Regions from separate parts of the Homo sapiens genome. Here region 2 is linked to region 1. Evidence: chromatin loops called from intact Hi-C (ENCODE). Cell type or tissue: CD4-positive, alpha-beta T cell. All regions are shown on one strand. Each heading gives the region's core, and the rest is flanking DNA. Links, peaks and the distances in the headings are about the cores only. Region 1 overlaps USP24 (ubiquitin specific peptidase 24). Region 2 overlaps PRKAA2 (protein kinase AMP-activated catalytic subunit alpha 2).

What was found. A loop is a pair of places that touch in the nucleus more often than their neighbours do. Peaks named below come from ENCODE experiments on the same cell type or tissue, not always from the same donor. Only the 100,000 strongest peaks of a DNase experiment are listed, where the experiment ranks them.
Region 2: it touches region 1 in a loop (11-fold over the local background); 11 of 110 quality-filtered maps call a loop at or near these places.

The regions. Positions count from the first base shown.
Region 1 is chr1:55,138,063-55,143,456 of GRCh38, reverse strand. USP24 (ubiquitin specific peptidase 24) reads left to right here. Exons shown (of 68, transcript NM_015306.3): 22 at 338-478; 23 at 662-715; 24 at 1,726-1,841; 25 at 4,447-4,513; 26 at 4,739-4,849. Among named protein-coding and RNA genes, the nearest start is that of USP24, 75 kb to the left of the region's middle. In CD4-positive, alpha-beta T cell, for the core only: CTCF peaks have their summits at 2,561 and 2,762 (motif pointing left); a DNase peak (open chromatin) is centred at 2,716; H3K27ac peaks cover 1,380 bases.
Region 2 is chr1:56,706,179-56,711,572 of GRCh38, reverse strand. It overlaps PRKAA2 (protein kinase AMP-activated catalytic subunit alpha 2), which reads right to left. Exons shown (of 9, transcript NM_006252.4): 8 at 5,355-5,394; 9 at 1-4,098. The coding sequence ends at 3,860. Among named protein-coding and RNA genes, the nearest start is that of PRKAA2, 64 kb to the right of the region's middle. In CD4-positive, alpha-beta T cell, for the core only: CTCF peaks have their summits at 1,890 and 2,094 (motif pointing right); a DNase peak (open chromatin) is centred at 2,112.

The DNA.
Region 1 (5,394 bases), core at 201-5,200:
GAAAAGCTCCTGAAGATGGTGCCCATCTCACTCCTGCTCTATTTCTGCTTCAGTAGCCTGTTGGGCTGTGTGTCCAGTTTGGGTCTAGGGATGTCTGAAGAGATATCTCTGTACCTATCCTGGTTCCCGTGGAATTTGCCCAGTGCTTCTGTGGTTGGTTGCTTTTTAAAGTTCCATATCAGTATAATATTATTTTCATATAGCTGAGGTTTTGCAGCCTTAATTCATATTGAACTGAAGAGGTGTGGACTCATGATGTAACAAAATAATTATCTGTGATTTTGTAACTTTGTGATCTTGATATGCTTTATAATTTAATTTTTTTTCTTTTGAACAGTATGTAGAAAAGCTGGAATTGATAGGAATGGATTTCATTTGGAAAATAGCCATGGAATCACCTGATGAAGAAATTGCTAATGAAGCTATTCAGCTAATCATAAACTATAGTTACATTAATCTAAATCCTAGATTAAAGAAGGTAGGTATCTAAGGAAAGAAGTTATCCATATACAAAAAAGCAGAAAATTATATGTATATTTTAGTGATAAGCTGTGATCCTTGGCATGACCAAAAATTGGCTTCTTTATTTTGATATTTTGTCCTGAATAATGATTACAACTAAATGTCAAGGACTAATTGTAATTTCCATATACTCTTTCAGGATTCAGTATCTTTACATAAGAAATTCATTGCTGATTGCTACACAAGATTAGAAGTGAGTAGCAAATTTTATTTAACATCTCTTTGAGGTAAATGCTTTTTTTCTTTCATAATTTTATATTTTTAGATAATTTATAATGTTGATGTTTGTGGCTGGATCCTATTGAAGAATTTATCAACAGTACCATATTGTGGCATAGGGAACAGATGTTTGCCCAGTATATAAGTGTACTCTATAGGAAATCTTTCTCCCTCTCACCACCTGTCTTCCCCACTCCATCCACCTTCCTCCCCTTTTGGAGTATAGGAACTATCTTCAGAAAATAGGTCACCTATACATTCCATATTTGTAATAGAATCTTTTTCTTTTTTTTCTTTTCCTGTTCAGGTATTTTATATAAGCACTGCTTCTTTTTTTGTTTTTCTTCATGTTTCACCTAGTTATACCATAAATGTTATTAAAGGCCACAGCAAGACAGTTAGTAGTAGGTGGTATTGGTTGTCTTTGTCCATTAGAAGCCTGCTGTGTAATGCTAGCTCACATGTATCTCTTTTATTTCCAGCATGACGGTTAAAGCCTTAAACATTCATATTCAGTTGATATGCTTAAGTTTTACATCTAAGCAAAAATGTTCCAAAAGCATAAAATGCTACTGCCTCCCAATTCCAATAAGTTAAGCTTTCTGGTGATAAATATGTGCTAGAATATGTACGGTATTTCCCTAATTGTGACTTCTATCCAAATATGTCATTATAAAAAAAATTCAAGTATTCGAATACCCCTTATGAGGTCCCATGTAAGTGTTAACATATATAGGGCACTAGTTCTCAGCTGGGGCTTATTTTGCCTCTGGGGGTCATTTGGTAATATCTGGAGGCATTTTTGGTTGTCCAACTAGAAGCATCCTACTGGTCCCTAAGTAGGTAGAGGCCAGGGATCCTGTTAAACATCCTACAGTGAATGCCCAGGACAGCCCTCTGCAACAGCAAATTATCCTGTCCAGAATGTCACTAGAGTCCAGGTTGAGAAACCCTGATAGAGAATGACTGTTTGGTATTTTTTAGGCAGCCAGTTCAGCACTTGGTGGCCCCACTCTAACACATGCTGTGACCAGAGCAACAAAAATGCTTACAGCAACTGCCATGCCAACTGTAGCAACCTCAGTTCAGTCTCCTTATAGGTAAGTGATCAGAAGTGAAAAATACACAACACACATATGTCAGTTTTTTAAAATGATTGGTGTTTTTTATGTAGGTTTCTCAGTTATTGATTTCCTCATTTTATATCATAATTTTTGCAAGCTGTCATAATCCTGAGAATTACATGTTCCCCATCATACATCCCTGAATCTGTGCCTCTTTGGAAGTTCTGTGTGTAGGTCATCACCAGGACCACCCGAGTACTTCCCTGTCCCTATCCTTCTACCTGGTGGACAGGTCTTCTTGTTTTAGTTTTTATTTGATTCATTTTACTTTTATTCTATGTAGTATGAATAACTTACTGTTTAGAATGCAATACACATACATTGTATGAAAACTACTTTTTTTCAAGTTAAAAATATTTACTTAGATATAGCTTTTCTCCTTGAATAGTCAAACTCAGGGCATTAATAGGGTAAGCAGAATGAAGTAGAAGATGATTAATTAAAAGTATGCATTATGCTTGCATATGATTAGTGACTATAATCATAGTCACTAAAATATTATTCAAATAATAAAAGTATTTTTCAAAATAATTTTTAGTGAGAACTTTATCCCCAAATGTTTGTGTGAAAACTTTAAACTGACATTGTCTCAATCACATTGCTGTTTTTTGAGTTTTCAGATATTGATGAAATCTTGAGTTTAGTGTCTGCTGTAGTTCTCTGATAACAGATTTCACTAAACTCAGATTTCATGAATAGGAGATATAGGAGAAACCATGCATAATTTGGAACATTAGATGGAAGTAACTAAAATACTTTTGTGGGTTTTTTATGAGCCTCTGCTGGTAAGCAACACCACGTCATTATTTCCCAGAAAACTGGCGAGTGCTCTGAGAAGGACTTGCTCTCCCTACCTCACTCTGCTGCTGCCCTCTAGTGATGGGTACTCATAGAGTCTTTCTCTACTCTAGAATGGCTATTCTTATTCACAACGGGATATTCCTTTGCTTGTTAAAGCCTTCCTTTAAAAAGGGGAATCAAAGCAATGAGTCCTTTCTTCCATTCTTCTTTTTTAAAATGAGTTGAGTATTGTGTCACTGTACTTTGTTAATATGAAGGAAGCCAATAAACTCAGCTTTCTCAGACTTCTTTTTTAAATGGCAGAAGTAATGATAGATTCAACTCATGATAAGAACACTAACATGACTTTCACATTCCCACATTCTTGGAAGTATTTCTCAAATAGACTTTCATTTAAAATGTGTATTAAGAATTCCCAATTATGTGTTTGTAATATGTAGCCATCTCTATGACTCAGTTCCTTAATGGTTCATTTATCTGATAAATTCGAATGTAAGTATATTTATGTGCTATTGGGTTAGGATGTCCAAACTCCTACTTCTTTAAATGAGTATGCTTTTTGTTTTTTTCTCTTTACTAAGTGCTTTTTATTCGGAATCATTTCATATTTGGTGGACTACAGAGAAAACCACATAATAATTTTAAAATATTATAAACTCTAAATAGGGTTAATAAGAATATATAGCTTCAAAGTCGAATTTGAACCAGAACATTGTAGTTTATCTCATTTCACTAGTTTGGAAAGAACTTTTCAGTATCCATAATTGTTCCAACTTGGGGTGGGGGGGGTTTCTGTCATCTGTACAGTATTTCATAATACTGTCTGTGATTTAATTCATTATTGAGGCATAATTAAAAAATAGTTCACTCACTTATTATGGACTTAGATATTTTCTAAAAATTTTTCGTCTGAATTTCAAGTTCTAGTTCTTGCCCATAGACTGGAATAATTTAGAACTCTGTTAAGTATATTTAATAGAACTGCTAAAATGTGTTTAACCAGCTGTTTTTAGAGTGAAATTTTTGGTACTGCTAATCAGCATACCAGACCAATTGTTAAAAAATGGTAGTACCTCTTTTCAGTTTTAGAAATATACCTCTTTGAAATATCTAGACTCTCTGGAATAGAAAATGTTTAAATTAAGGGGACTTGGATTTTCATTTCTTAATGTTAATACATGTAATGTTCTTTTTAGTAAAGTATGGGGCTATGACTATATAAGCTGATGAATATTGCAGTCTGATTATTTCAAATGATAAGTAAGATTCCATAAGTCTTCAACCAAAAGAGACCTCAGATCTCATTTTTAGATAGCAACTTTTGTTTGTGTCGTACTTACTGATTTGCATTTGTCTTCTAATTCTCAGGCAGTTCAGAACTTTGTCAGATTTCATGTGTTCACAGAATTGTATATCATATTTTAGTTATAAGATAAAGTCAGACTCACTCATTTCATTCTTGATAAATTAATGGACAGATAGGCCTAGAAACCCAGGTCCTCCATTTATGGAATAACTGTTTAAAGAAATGAAAAGAAGAAAGAAAAGGAAAGGAAACATGGGGAGGTATAGGCTTCTCCCTTATTCCATCTGTATGCTACAGCTGTGAGCTTGTAGAACCACCTCCCCATTGGGTAAAAGGGAAGTTTAATCTTTGCAAATTTCAGTCTTTGACCAGTGAGTGCTAACTGTTATTGTGGTTTTGGTGAAACAGACTAGAACTGAGCTCAGATCATCACACTTCAAATACATTTTAATACTTTTTTTTTTTAATCTATAGATCTACTAAACTTGTAATAATTGAGAGATTGCTGCTTCTGGCAGAGCGCTATGTGATCACTATAGAGGTAAGCCACTTCCTTTTTTTAAGATGTATGTTGCTTAGGCTGGACTCAAGCGATCTTCCCACCTCAGCCTTTCTAGCAGCTGGGAGTTTAGCACACACCACCACACCCAGTTAGCCTCTCTTTTCTTAAAAAAGCATCTTCATTCATCATATATACATAGATATGTATTTTTGATGTGTTTATCAGTGGTGCTGTCCATCTGACTTGACTTATTCGTTTTTTAAGGATTTTTACTCTGTTCCACGAACTATTCTACCTCATGGTGCCTCATTTCATGGACATCTTTTAACCCTTAATGTTACCTATGAGTCTACCAAAGATACCTTCACTGTCGAGGTAGGTTTACATTAAGAACTACAGCCATTTTCATGTTGTCTTATTATTTTCATAAAGCAGTCTTGATTGAGTTAGCTGCATGAATAATCATTCTAAAGGTAGTTTGGTAAACAAATGTAGAATAAAGACCTGAAATGAAACTGTGGGGTACAAGCAGATATATAAATAAATATTATATAATGTCAAGCGGTGGTTAAGTATTGTAAAGAACAAATAAGAGTAAAGCAGGATACATTGGTGAGGAGGGTGATAAGATGGGAATGCACAAAATATTTTAGGTAAAGATGGACAGGGAAGGTCTCTCTGAGGTGGTGACATTTGAGCACAAACTTGAGTAAAGTGACAGGGTAAATGACGTTTGCTTGGGAGAACATTCCAGGCAAATGGAAGAACAGGTACAAAGGCAAGCAAGGTGGCTGGTGTGAGGGGAGCACAGTGAGAAAGGGAAAGAGTGGACAACGCTGCAGTGGAAGAAGGGCTTGAGGTCTCATTCCACGCTTGATGGGGAGGAGGTGGAGTGTAGAATGGAACATAATTATAGCAGA
Region 2 (5,394 bases), core at 137-5,136, 1.6 Mb before region 1:
GGTTTGGGTCTTAAAAACAAATAAACAAAAACAGACAAAATTGTGAACATGTCTAGCATTTAGACACTCAGCTTTTACAACCATTAATAGGATGTAAATTAGTACCCGGTGAATAGACAAAGTGGTGTCTGTGGCAGGCATGTTCCAGGTTTTTACATTTTATAAATCCAAAGTGAGGTGCCTACATTAACTCAGTACACTGCACATTATTCAATGCTACAGATAAATCCAAACAGATCAAAAATCTACAATAGTTGCTTATGATTTTTTCTAAACTATGTCTCATTTAACAGTAAAAATCAATTTGTATTCCCTGAGTACAAACTGTCTAGGGAATAAGAAAAAGCAAACTCAGAATTATAAAACTGTCCTGAAAAACCCATTTGCAGAAAATGGAGAATTGTTCATGCTACATATAGCCAATACCCTGACATAGAAATATAATTATTTCTGATTAATTTAGCCTTCTGGATTCTCTTTATAGATAGCTAGTATAAAGGAATGTAAACACTAGAGATTACAAAAGTGTCTCTTAACAGGTTAATCAAAACAAAAACCCAACTTGTAAATGGTTTGCCTACTTCCCTCCCTGCATATTCTATTTGAGAAGGTAGCTGTTCCTACACTGAAACATAAGGAATTAGATCTTCATATGGTATCCCAAAGAAAAGTATTTAGAAAATGTTCACTGACTACACATTTTAAAAGTAAGAATCAGTGACACTGATTCATTACCCACTGAGCCATAAGCATGAGTCATTAGTCTCTTAGACTTTTTTTTAACAAGTAATCTTGTTTCAGGTTTTTCAGTCACCCATGCATAAGAATAATGTTGCACTCAAATAATAATACAAGATGATTAAGAAAACCAAGGTGTCATGAAACAAGTTGCAGACACAGAAAATTCTATTTAATCCAGCATTCACTCACGATGAACATGTCTGCAAGTTAAAACAAAGTAATTCTAATTTTCAATCAGATTCTCCCAACAACCAGTAAGAGAAATGGAAGTGTTAATTATTAACTACCCTAATTATGGCATTCTGGGACAGTATTTTCCTAAAAAATGTATTTCCCAAATTTGCTTTTCATGGGCTATTAAGTTTTTTAAAATGAAAAATTAATTTGGGCAAAGTTCAACAAAGTTATGTGGCTTTCTTTTTTTCACAGAAAGACCTGTCAAAGTCTTTAATGCTGACATCCACTGTCATCTTCGAGGGGAAGAGTAGCATGCAACATTTTTCAAACTTAGTCCATGCAATCATTTTTTCTGTGGAGCATCTCACAGGATATACTTTGGGAAATGCAGTTCTAGAACTACATGGAGTCCATTTCCATGATATAACTAAGGCCTTATCTATAACCTCATAATAGAAGCTCTTCTCCCGTGTCTTCACTGGAGGAAATTATTCTTAGCCCACATCTACCTATCACATTCAGAGTTTACAACACTGAAATGTGGAAATTTGGGGCTAACAACTGATTCTTTCCCTCTATCTGCCCATGAGCAACAAAAAGCCTGCTGTAACAATGTTCCAGCTCTAATTGTGCTGGACTGCATCTCCTGAAATCTTCTAAAAACCAACCACCTAGATTCACAAAATAGCTGTTTTAAAAACATACACATAAAAGAACCCAAACTGTGACCATTAGTTCTCCTAAAATTCAGTAGGTAAATATCAAGCTACAGCTGTTCATAAATACTGGCAAGAATTAGAAAACAGTAAATAATTAACTCTCAAAAAACATGGCAATAATCCATATAAGGTAATTTTGATATGAACAATTTTTTAATATCTGACCTATTAGACTAATGGAGCTAAAACATCACTGGATTCCTTCTGTTTCTCTGCCTTCAAAATTTTTGTGGATTTTGTCATTGGGGTTAAGTAATCTGATTAGTTCCTTATTTCTAAGGTAATTCCATTCATAATCAGGCAAATATTATGAGGTGGCCCTGTTTTTTCCCAAAAGAGGTATGGACCCATTTAGAGAACCCAAAACTATGCCATATCTATAATGGACCAGGCTAACACAGCAGGACTGCTTATCACTATACAAATAATCATGTAAAAATTACCTTTTGGTGCCACAAGATGGCAGTCTTTCAATAATTAAACCTTAAACTATCTCAAATTGCAACCCGCCCTCCTTCCCAAATTGGTGAACTATTCATTTATCTTGATATTAAGAAGTTGGACTTATAAGTTATTTAACATCAGTTTTTAAAAGATCTGCAAAGCCATATGATGTGACACAACGCAAACTCCTGATTCAAAGAATATTTAAAGATAGACACACTTGTTTTCCACTAACACAGGAGAAACTTAGTCTAACATTCTCATTTGCTTCTTGGCAGAACATACATTACTTTTGGCAAAGAGAAGCCTGTCAAGGTAATGTCATTTTTTTGTTTTCAAGAGCTTAATTTTTTTAGGGTAATCCAGGTAAATAAGTGTTAATTACAACATAAAAATAACAAATGAATAAATACAAATTAGATAAATTACACAGAATTTAAAATTAAATACTTTTACTAAAACAAAATATAATCAATAAACTATTATCTACCCTGCTATAGTTTGTGTTTTTTTAATCTTAAAGAAAACCTGCACAAAGCAAAACAAACAAACAAAAAAACTGGTTTTTGCTTAAAAGCACTGGTGTGTGAATATATATATTTATTTATTTAAGATAAAAATTTTTTCTTGATGTTCAAAGCTTCCCTGCCCTATCAGGTTCAACAGTAAAGGTCATAGCCAGCCCTTAGGGCCAGAACAGTGTTTTCAAACTTGGACTAGAAAAGATTCAAAGCTATATCAATCAACCACTCAGGATCAAACAATGAACAAAGACAATAGTGACTAGGTGAGGTGAGGTGAAGGGAGTGGCTTCCAATGAAGAATTAGCATTATGAGCTGCACCAGGACCCTAACACCTAACACAGAAAATAAAGATCAAAGATAAGGATTCTCATTTAAGGGACTGTTGATACTTTGCTTTGTTTCATTTAACTATTTTATCACTGTTGGTGAAATGCAAAAATAAATAGAGGCAAAAAGAATTTGAGAAAGGTAGATTTTGAAGACATTTTTTAAATGACGTAAGTTTATGTAAAAGACAAAAGTTGTTGCAATTCCAGATGTTCCAATATTAATTTGAAACTTGAAGGCTCTTAAGATAAATATATTATTCAGGGAAATCTCAAGATAAAAATCCTGAGTTAGTTACAGCTGTTTTTAAGAAACCTGAAAATTGTGGTTACCTGTTACATGACCACAGTCCTTCTGTTGAATACACTAGGCAGTATTTGTACAAATACTGTTAGAAAAACTTGGCTTCTGAAATCTTGGAGGCAGGTTTTTAAGATTTCAACATTTAAATAATATCTTACTCGTGGTTCTTTTACTTTTTAATCTTCTTTTGTTAAAATAAATTGGGGGCATAAACACAGCATAAAGCCTACTGAAATTTAGGAAGTAAACTAGATTTACCTACACCAAACAGCAAAGCAAGGAGGTGTTGCCAAACCACCCTTACATTGAGATGGTTCGCCAGTGTGGTGTGTTAATCGTCTGTAGTGAACTCATTATTGTAATTAAAAATCTTCATTGATATTAACCTATTAAAGATATTGCCTATGTGAATTTATCATAGGCACAATAGAATTACAGATTTCTACAAGTAAATAAGATGTCAGATATTTTGTTTTCAGTAATTTCAATAGCATTGTGTGCCCCTGGAAATAATTCATGTTTCTCAATTAGTATTGCAGTGGATATTATCCAAAAGTAAGATAAAAATTTAAAGAATATAACTGATTTTCATAGTGCAATAACAGAAAGAAACTAGAGACAGATCAACGGGCTAAAGTAGTAATCAGACTGGCACACATTTCAAAAAAATCCATGGTGTGACTGCCCAGGCGAGGTGAAACTGAAGACAATGTGCTTCCGGTCAAAGAGCCAGTGAGAGAGCCAGAAAGTGAATGGCTCTCTGCAGTTGTGGAATCAAAACTTGATCTTGGTCTGTGTAAGCCAGCAGCAGAACAGGAACGCTGAGGTGTTGAGGAACCAGATCTCTGCTCCACTACTTCATCTGAAATGGACCAAAGAAGAGCAATTTATATGGAAAGTATATATGCCCAAGCCCTTCCTATGAATTTATGATATTCAGAATATTAAGTAAACACATCTGAGCAAGGGCAACTTAATAATGAATGTCATGTTTCTGTGTTGTAGAAACACAGTCTTCTTCCTTCCAACAATCATAACAAACATCGCTACCAATCACAAGACTTGCACACAGTCAAAATGTGGCCCCTAAGTCCTGCTCAAATTGGAGTAATCGGCATTGATATTGGAATCAAACTGATATCTCTGCATGTGAAGAAAGCATATCCTTGACAACTTATTTTCTTCTAGCATATCAACAAAAAAAATCACTAAGGTAAAAACAAAAGTCACCATCATATATTGCCTTGGGGAGGTGGAGGGCAAAGTGAGAGAAATCTTGTTAAAACTGCATTTTCTACGATTCCCAGGACCAATCTCCAGAAATTCTGATTTAATAGGTCTGGAGTGGTTCCCAGGGATCTGCGTTTTAATAACAACAACATGTAATTTCGATGAAACAGGTCTGGGATCCATATAAACACTACCATACATAGTTGATGGTAGTTCAAGAGTAAAATTTAAATGCTTCGTTTAAAACAACTTCCCTAACTCTAAACTCCGTTCCATTCTTGTTCCATCCAGCACCTGACCCTTAGTTTATTCTGGTTTTATCCCACTTGGGCCTCTGAAATGAATAATCAGATTTGGTTTACCCAAGTTTAATTCTTGGCACACACTAAGTTCTTGGACATGACAATTTTCCCTGACGCCTTTGGCTCCTTGATTGCCATGGGTACCTAAATCCAACCCAAATCCCAATGGAGACCTATTTGGTCGCCCTGGCCACCCAGGATGAGGAAAGGTGATGAAGGAGAAAGTTTAGACACTATAATACTAACTAATAAAATATGAATGGAGAAATATGACAAAGAATCTGACAAGTCAGTTAATTTTGAAAAGTAAAACCTGCTTCCCTGTTGTTCCTTACTTGTGCTCCACGGCCAACACTTCAAATGATTCTTTTACGCCACGGAGATACTTCTTGTGGAAAGATGCCAGGTAAGAGGTATTCAACATGTCTTTCATCCTTTTCACTTCACTTACATTTTGGTTAAGTCTAGATTGCTTAAAAACCAGTGCAGGACCTACCCACCGGATGTCTTCGAGATGATTTTAACATCTGGTCAACTAGTGCCAAGTTTTATCTTCTCAGAGCTCATGCATGCATAGCTTCCTTACCATCAATGCTTTTAAAGTCCAAAAGATAGCTCCTGTTATC